2 separate regions of the Homo sapiens genome follow, and region 1 is linked to region 2. The links are chromatin loops, found by intact Hi-C in ENCODE. Cell type or tissue: heart right ventricle. All regions are shown on one strand. Links, peaks and the distances in the headings refer to the core of each region. The heading gives the core; the rest is flanking DNA. Region 1 holds the start of MGARP (mitochondria localized glutamic acid rich protein). Region 2 overlaps ELF2 (E74 like ETS transcription factor 2).

What was found. Hi-C counts contacts between places; a loop is a spot of excess contacts. Peaks named below come from ENCODE experiments on the same cell type or tissue, not always from the same donor. Only the 100,000 strongest peaks of a DNase experiment are listed, where the experiment ranks them.
Region 1: it touches region 2 in a loop (3-fold over the local background); 8 of 110 quality-filtered maps call a loop at or near these places.

Annotation. Positions count from the first base shown.
Region 1 is chr4:139,278,439-139,282,832 of GRCh38, reverse strand. MGARP (mitochondria localized glutamic acid rich protein) reads left to right here and starts at 2,608. Exons shown (of 4, transcript NM_032623.4): 1 at 2,608-2,756. The coding sequence starts at 2,675. RefSeq lists an enhancer at 2,644-2,853. In heart right ventricle, for the core only: no CTCF peak of the experiment used is centred there; a DNase peak (open chromatin) is centred at 2,599; H3K4me3 peaks cover 1,961 bases; H3K27me3 peaks cover 174 bases.
Region 2 is chr4:139,097,053-139,101,446 of GRCh38, reverse strand. All of the region lies in intron 4 of ELF2 (E74 like ETS transcription factor 2), which reads left to right. It also overlaps the pseudogene RN7SL382P. Among named protein-coding and RNA genes, the nearest start is that of ELF2, 78 kb to the left of the region's middle. RefSeq lists silencers at 1,779-1,838, 1,718-2,012. In heart right ventricle, for the core only: a CTCF peak has its summit at 1,879 (motif pointing left); a DNase peak (open chromatin) is centred at 1,866.

The DNA.
Region 1 (4,394 bases), core at 317-4,316, 180 kb before region 2:
CCACTCAGACTTTGAAAATTTCTTTTATTTATATAGCTGTTAAGCCTTGAAAGTATAATTAATGTTGCCAGTAGAGGACCTTTATAATAATGTTTTCAAGACTAATATAATCCTTGTCAATAATCACAGTTAGATGGAGGTCATCTAAGGTAAGCCGAGTTATCTCTGACCCTAAATTCTTGTTTTTCCAACCAAACGAAGAAAAATTTCAAGGATGTGCTCAAGGGCAGCATTACGAACAGTATGATTAATAGTTAGGAAACTATTGGCTGAGCCTTACAGAGTCTTCCATAGCAAAGATGTGTTAAATTTATCTGGGGTTTGGAAGAAACAGTCTGCTCTGGAGTGAATTTGACAACTCGAGGGCATGTCCTCTCTTGGAAAATGTTTCATCAAGATTTGAAAAGAATTTGCCATCAAAACGGAAAGCCACAGGAGCAGCTGAGTAGATAGAAATTCCCTTCAACTTGAAAGGCATGAGCTTTTAACTAAGGAAAATAATCTGGAGAAATGGAACTATTTATCTCACAGTTCTTTTATATCCCAGCTGGTATGGCCATATTCAACCTAGAGAGCATGATAACCTCCCACTGGACCGTACCATCTAATAAGAGATGGTGGGATATAATGAATCCGGCCATGTGCCACACTGAAAGGCAGCAGAGTGTAGCAGGAGAGCCTTGAGCTTCACCTTAGGCTGGAAGTCAGAATCTAGCACTGCCTCCTCCAACTAGCTGAGCACATTTTATATCCTTTATTTTTTTTACTTTATTTTTTACATTTCATATCTAATGTGCCTTTTTTTTTTCTTTCTGAAAAAGAAACAGATGAGGTTTTGCCATATTTGCCAGGCTGGACTTGAACTCCCTAGCACGAGCAATCCTTCTGCCTCCACCTCCCAAAGTGCTGTGAGCCACTGTGTGTGATTTTTTTTTTTTTTTTTTTTTTTTTTGAGACAGGGTCTCACTCTGTCACCCAGGCTGGAGTGCAGTGGCAAGATCTCAGCTCACTGCAGTCTTGACCTCCTGAGCTCAATCAGTTCTCCCACCTCAGCCTCTGGAGTAGCTGGGACTGCAGGCATGTACCACCACACCCATCTATGTTGTAAACTTTTTTTTTTTTTGAGACTGAGTCTCGCTCTGTCACCCTAGTGATTAAACTAGTTAACTCTCTTTCTGAGTATCAAAAAACCAATCTGATCATTGGCTTGTACTCTTCTTATGAGAATATGTTAAATATAATTATAATTAGGTTCAGGACTATAACTTCTGAGAAACGTCTATTTACATAGCAAATGAACAAATATTGTGCCTGTTACATGCCAATAGAACTTTAAGCTAGAAGTATTATGTTCATGTCCTTTTTGTTTTTTAATTCATGACCACCAGTAAATCCCTGGACATTCCCACCCACCACCTGGTGGTGGCATTTGCTAAAGGGAATAATTGCCACCTCCCTCAGAGGGTTGCAGTGAAAATTAAAAGAGATAATAGATGTGAAAGTGCTTTATAATCTTTCAAGTGCCAAACACACATAAGGGATTATTATAGTAGGAAATGGTGTCTTCCAAAGAGTAATCATTTAGACAATGTTATAAACGTAATAAATTATTGGTTTCCATATTCAAACCATGACAAGTTCTTGTAGCCACGATGAGACGGAAAACTAATAATTTAGTATTTTTAGTTGATGTGTTTTTTTGTTTTGTTTGTTTTGTTTTGTTTTTGGGGTTTTTGTTTTGTTTTGTTTTGCTTTTGAGACAGGGTCTTGCTCTGTCACCCAGGCTTGAATGTAGTGGCATGATCTCGGCTCACTGCGACCTCCGCCTCCCGGGTTCAAGCGATTCTCCTGCCTTAGCGTCCCGAGTAGCTGGGATTACAGGCCCGCGCCACCACTCCCGGCTAATTTTTTGTATTTTTAGTAGAAACGGGGTTTCACCATGTTGCCCAGGCTGCTCTCCAACTCCTGACCTCAAGTGATCCGCCTGCCTCGGCCTCCCAAAGTGCTGGGATTATAAACGTGAGCCACTGTGCCCGGCCGCTGATGTGGAAATATTAATTTCACATCCCATAGAGGAATATACAGTGTTTTTGATATTTTAAAGTCGTTTTAACAGTGAGCTGTCTAGAAATTCAACCATTGTCTGCAGATTTTCTTACGATTCTGAGCATCACCCAGTGCGCTAATGGAAGGCTGAGGCTACCCCTTCGCTCTTCTCATTTTTAAGAAACTTCCAGCTATCCTTCCCTCTCCTAGGAAAGCTAACGGAATGCAGGAGATAAAATGGTTTCAGATTACATCCAGCGTGATAAACTGTGTCCTTGTCTTAATCTCGTCCAATTCCCAAAACATTTCCAGCTTGCTGTGAGGAGTTACATTCAGTGGTACAGAATGAGCCAGGCAGGCGACGGCGACTTGTAGGTTCCCCATCCCTTTTCTGAGATGCCGCGGTCAGCTCTAGAGACCTCAGGGATAGCAACAGAGCTGGAGATGGGTTAGGGGAGGATGGTGAGGACTACAAAGGTCTCCCCACCTCCCGGGGGCCGCGGAGGCGGGGCTGGATGAAGGTCGACGTGCCTCCTCCGGGCGGGGCGCTGCCAGGCTCTCAGCCTCTCTGTGGAAGGGCAGCCTGCGCCTGGGTACCGAGGCTGCTGCGCGGCGGACAGCGGGCGCGATGTATCTCCGCAGGGCGGTCTCCAAGACTCTGGCGCTGCCGCTGAGGGCGCCCCCCAACCCCGCGCCGCTCGGAAAGGACGGTGAGTAAGGAGGTCTAGCCCGGAGAGGAGGACGGGCGCCTCGGGTGCAGATTTCGCCCGCGCCAGGGAACCGGCCGGCACCCAGTTGGCCAAACCCGACCCAGAGCAGCAGAAGCCTGGATTGGAGGTCGAGGAGACTGGGGGAGACTCCCGGGAAGACGTCCCGAAGCTCCTGCAGACTTTGGAAGTAGGGAACTTTTCCAGGGTGCCTCAGAGTCCAGATTATCTGGGTTCGCATCCTGATCTTGGACAAATGGCTTAACCTGTTTCCTCATCTATAAAATGAGGGCGATGATGGTTTTCCTTTTTAATGAGTTAATGTATGGTTAAAAGCACTTAAAAACGTGCCTGGCTGACAAAGTCGCAGCTTACCACTTTTATTGTTAGAGGCACCATTCGCTCTCCAATCTCCTGAGGAAGCAGAGGAACGGTGGGAAGGTGGACGCCGATCAGCGAGCGGGCCCGGCAAGCGCTGGGAGGCAGTGAGGCAGGGCCCGCTCAGTGGACGCTGGGCGAATGTTCGTGGGGTAAATAAACCTAACCCTTGGCAGGGTCTCAGCAGCCTGAACCCCGCGAGCGCCTGGCTCTGAGATCCACAACCCCCAAAAAGGAAGCGGCCTTCGGGACACTTTCCTTTGAGGTTGCACGTCGTCCTGCAACTGCTTGGCTCTGTAGTCCAAATATCGACACCTTTGGTTCTGAGGATACGCGAGAAAAAGCAGAATACTCAGCAATTAACTAAAGGGGGAGTTGCAGTGTGAACTGGAGGCTTATTAAATAAAAACGGACATATAGGAAAGCGCTTCGTATAGTGCTGGGAACATAGTAGGTGCTTAATAGGTGTGAGCAAGGAAGATTGTTTTTCTTCTGGGACCAGGCTTGCGCTCCAGGGCGGTTCTGCCCCAGCCGCTTTTCCCTAGTCCCCATCCGTCACCCCTCTCTCTTCCACTCACGACTGGGGGACGGCTCTTAGACAATATCGTGAAGGGTTCTTAATGCTCTCTTCACTTAGCCTCACTTTCTGAGCCTTCCGAGATAATTTTACCCCAGAGGGTGGATTCCAGCAGGAGAGAAAGATGTGCGCGGAGAATTCCATGGGCCGATTTTTTTTTCACGTTGATTAGGCCTCTGTTGGTGGTGGTGGGAGGGAAGGACGGAGGTCTAACTAACTCGCTTTATTTTTCTTGTAAAATGCTGGTGGAAGGAAGTTATCCCTCAAGTATCAGAAATAAGACATCTTCGTTTTCCTAGATCTTTATTGCCTTTATTTTTCTAGATCTTTATACCAAATGATATAGAGCTTTTAAATATATATATACACTGATGAAGTAGGGAGAAGCCATTTATTTTAAACTTCGGAAGATAACGGGACTGTTCTGTTGAGAACGGGGAGAAAGATTAGTCCTCTGACCGTGGCCTTTCGTTTTATCTGTCTGCGTTCCCCACCGACATCATGCGCGCGTGCACGCACACACAAACACACACACACACACGCGCACCTTTTTTTTGTAGCTGCAGAAATTCCAAATAATTTTCTTCCCAATTTGCGGCAAAATAGAAGTAGTTTAAAAATTTTAAATACGTATCTAGCAATGCTGCTTGTAAAGGTACTGGTCTTTCTCTGATTTTCATCTAACT
Region 2 (4,394 bases), core at 93-4,092:
CCAAAAAATAGAAGAGCTGAAAGGAGAAGAAAGCAGACTGAATTCTTGTGCTTATCAAAGGAAGAACAAAAGAATAAGGAGTTGTCCTGGATCTGAGACCATTAGTGGGGTTACCTGAGATGACCTGTGATGTGTGTGGCACTGTGTTTTTTTTATGTGAACTAGAGCAAGAAATTAGATATGGCCCCTCCTGTAAAGAAACTCACTCATTTGTGGGGAAAATATATAAGGAAACAACTCTTCATAACCTAAGGTTTAATAATATTAGTGTTATAATAGTGAAGGAGACAGATCTTAGCTATTCTGATGGGAAGTTTACATTTTAGTTGAGTTTGGGAGGATAAATAAAATTTCATTGGGAAGAAAAGAATTTTCTAGTTGAGAAGTCATTTATTTATACCTTTTCCTACCTTCTCCCAGTCCATTACCAAATCATGTTAATTTTGCCTCCAAAGTATATCTCGAGTCTTCCTATCTTCATTGCTACTAGGCTAGTTCACTCTGTAGTTTTTTTACATGAGCTATGTTGATGGCCTTTGGCCTTCTAATCAGCCTGTTTTCATTATTGCCTCCTCCTCCTACCCCCAGCAATCTATGCTCACCATAGTAGCCAAAGTGATTTAAAATATAAATTTGTAAGTGGAATAGTGATACTCCCTCCCTAAAATCTTTCAGTGGATTCTAATTGCACTTAAGATAAAATTCAGAGTATTTTTAAATTGTTTTCACTTAATTTTTATTTTTTTTCTGTATTTCAATGGATGCAGTTAAAAAAATGTTTTTTTTAAAGAGTTATGGTCTTGTTATGATGCCCAAGCTGGAGTACAGTGGTTATGCACAGGTGCAGTCCCACTACTCATCAGGACAGGAGTTTTGACTTGCTCTGTTTCCAGGCTGGTCTGGTTCACCTCTCCTTAGGCAACCTTGTGGTCCCTCACGTTTATGCCGAACTTAGTGCAGATACCCAATTGACTTAGTGCACTATAGCCCAGCATTTCTGGACTCAGGCGATCCTTCTGCCTCAGCCTCCCAAGTAGTTGGGATCACGGGCATGTGCTGCTGCGCCTGGCAGGAGTTTTTAATATGGTCTTTAAGACACTGAATAATTTGGCTTCTCACATTCATCTAGAAACAATAACAATAATAGCAACCCCCCAAAAAGGAAAAAAAAAGACAGCTCTAACATTTAAAGTTTCTTTACTATGTTGCCAGGAATTGTTTTTAGGGTTTTACATATTAACATTACATATTTCACACTCTCAACCCTAGGCCGAATAACTTTTCCAAGGCTAGATAGCTATTTAAGTGGTGGAAGCAAGGATTTAACCCAGAGCCCAAGCTCAAGCATTGTACTCTGATGCATTATATAATATCCCTTCCCCTCACAATACAAATTATTGTAATCACAGTGCTCCTTTCATCCTTCCATTAATCCAAACTCTTGACCTCCACAGGGTGTTCACGCATGCCATTTTCTGTCTGGAGTAGATTATTTTCTAGTTTTCAATTTCTAACTCCTGGTTGTCCTTTAGATTATAGTTTAAATGTCACTTTCTCACAGAGAAAGAGGCCTTGGCTGATATTCTTAAATCTCAATTAGGACTGTTCTGTTATTTTTTATCATAGCCCTCCATTATTTAATGTGTTTTGTTTTTAGCACCTACAACTTGTCATGCATTCAGTTCCCACCATTAGGTAGTAAATACCTTCCAAGAAGTTCAAATCACATAAAATCTGGCATTAATGTGAGGTTAATGAAATGGCCTGGGTCAGTCTGGGTATAGGAGGAAGAGGTGTGTGTATGAAATGGGTTCCAGAATTCAGACTAAGGTATCCAAAATCAGTCTAAGGTCCAGCTGTGGTTTGGTGCCACCTGGTGGTAGTTGTGTACTTCTGTGACTGCTTTTTGAGGATAGGATGGAAGACGGGAGCCAATTATCAGTTGACTTACCTGAATTCATGTATTTAGGAAGTTTTACTTGACTATATTTATATTTGTGCTCGTTTGCTTAATGTTTCCACACTGTGCTCCATAAAGTCAGAGACTGTATCCATTGTGCTTACTGGAATTGCTCAGGGCCAGGAACCCAGTAGGTTTTCAATAAAATATTTGTTTATTAATGAGAACACATCATGAACCAGAAAGGATTGCCAAGAACTTTGTATTTTATTTAGACACTGCCCGTCAATGTAGTTTACTGCTCGTTAGTGTAGTTTAACTAGAGTTTAGGCTATATAGACAGGTATGGTTGAGAGATAAGGCTAGACAGGTAAAGGTACAGTGGGACCAGATTGTGATGGCCCTTGAATAAAATAGTGAGGAACTGTATGAAACATTATTTGGAAAAGATGAGAAGTGAAAAGAGGGACATTTATTTTAAACATCCAGAACATAGAAGACGTAGCTTTCAAAATACTAACTTTGGGATAGGTTAGGGAATAAACTAAACTTGACCAATTTAACAAAAGGCAACAAAGGAGAATAAAATGATGGAATAGAAATAATAAATCAAGATAGTAGAAGTAAGTACAAAATATATCAGAAATTATATTAAAGTTATCTATTGTGATCACAAGACAAGAACCTGTGTTATTTATAATAGATGCATAAAGCAAAATTAAATGAATGGAAACAGCTAATATATAACAGATAAACCAAAATTAAGTTTTAAAAATATCGGCCGGGCACGGTGGCTCATGCCTGTAATCCCAGCACTTTGGGAGGCCGAGGCGGGTGGATCACGAGGTCAGGAGTTCAAGAGCAGCCTGGCCAAGATGGTGAAACCCCATCTCTACCAAAAATACAAAAAATTAGCCGGGCGCGGTGGCAGGCGCCTGTAGTCCCAGCTACTCAGGAGGCTGAGGAAGGAGAATCATTTGAACCTGGAGGGTGGAGGTTGCAGTGAGCCGAGATCGTGCCACTGCACTCCAGCCTGGGTGACAGAGTGAAGCTCTGTCTCAAAAAAAAAAAAAAAAAGTTTTAAAAATAGAGAAATCTGTTTACCAGAAAAGTACTAATCAAAGGGAGCTGGTATAATAAAATAGAATTTAGGGTGAACATTTTTCATTGGGACAGAGAGATACTCTTTATACTGCTAAAAGGAACAATCTAGAAAACAAAATCATCATAAACTTACATGCATCTAGCAACACAGCCTTGAAATACCACTTAAAACAAAAATTTTTAGGAAAACTAGACATATCTACAAAATAGTGGGACATCTTTGTCAAAGTGTAAAAAAGCATATATGAAATTAAAAATAGTATCAAAGAATTCAACTACAAAGGGCTTAACAAACTTCGTAAATTGGAGATATATAGGACATTGTACCTAACCTAATAGAAACTTAAACATTTTTTAGTTATGTATGTCAGTTTTTAACCATGTTCCATAGAGGAATGTTAACAATGTCTAGAAAATCAGTGTCATACAAAATACGTTATTTCAGCCAGGCATGGCAGCTCATGCCGGTAATCCTAGTGCTTTGGGAGGCTGAGGCAGGAGGATCACTTGAAGCCAGGCAAGACCATATAGTGAGACTCTGTCTCTGCAAAAAATAAATTAGCTGGGCATGGTGGCACTCACCTATAGGCCACATTGTACTCCAGCCTGGGTGACAGCTAGACCTTCTCTCTAAAAAGAAAATCAAACAAAATATTTTGTCATGATGTAAGAATATTAGAAAACAATGAAAAAGACAATCAAAATAATAATATTGGAAACTAAAAATTAGTGGATCAAAAAAGAAATGAAAATGTTAAAATACTTATAGCTAAATAACATTGAAAGCATTGCATATTTTTTTTTCTTTACTTTTTTTTTTTTTTTTGAGACAGAGTCTTGCTCCGTCACCCAGGCTGGAGTGCAGTGGCATGATCTTGGCTCATTGAAACCTCTGCCTTCTGGGTTCAAGTGATTCTCCTGCCTCAGCCTCCCGAGTAGCTGGGATTACGGGCATATGCTACCATACCCGGCTAATTTTTGTATTTTTAGTAGAGACGGGGTTTCACCCATATTTGCCAGGCTGGTCTTAAACTCCTGACCTCAAGTGATCTGCCCGCCTTGGCCTCCCAAAGTGCCACCGCGTCTGGCCGAAAATATTGCACATTAAAACTTGGAATGTAGCTGGGTGTGGGTGCACACCTGTAATCCCACTTGGGAGGCTGAGATGGGAGAACCACCTGAGCCCGGGAGTTCAAGGCTGCAGTGAGCCATGATTGTGCCACTGTACTCTCCAGCCTCTGCGACAGAGGCTACAAACAAACAAAAAAACCAAAAACTTGGAATTTCGCTTAAGCAGAACTCACTATGAAATATAATAGCTTTGAATGTATTTACTGGAAAATAAGAAAGATTGATATAATGAGCATATACCTAAATCTACATGTTAATA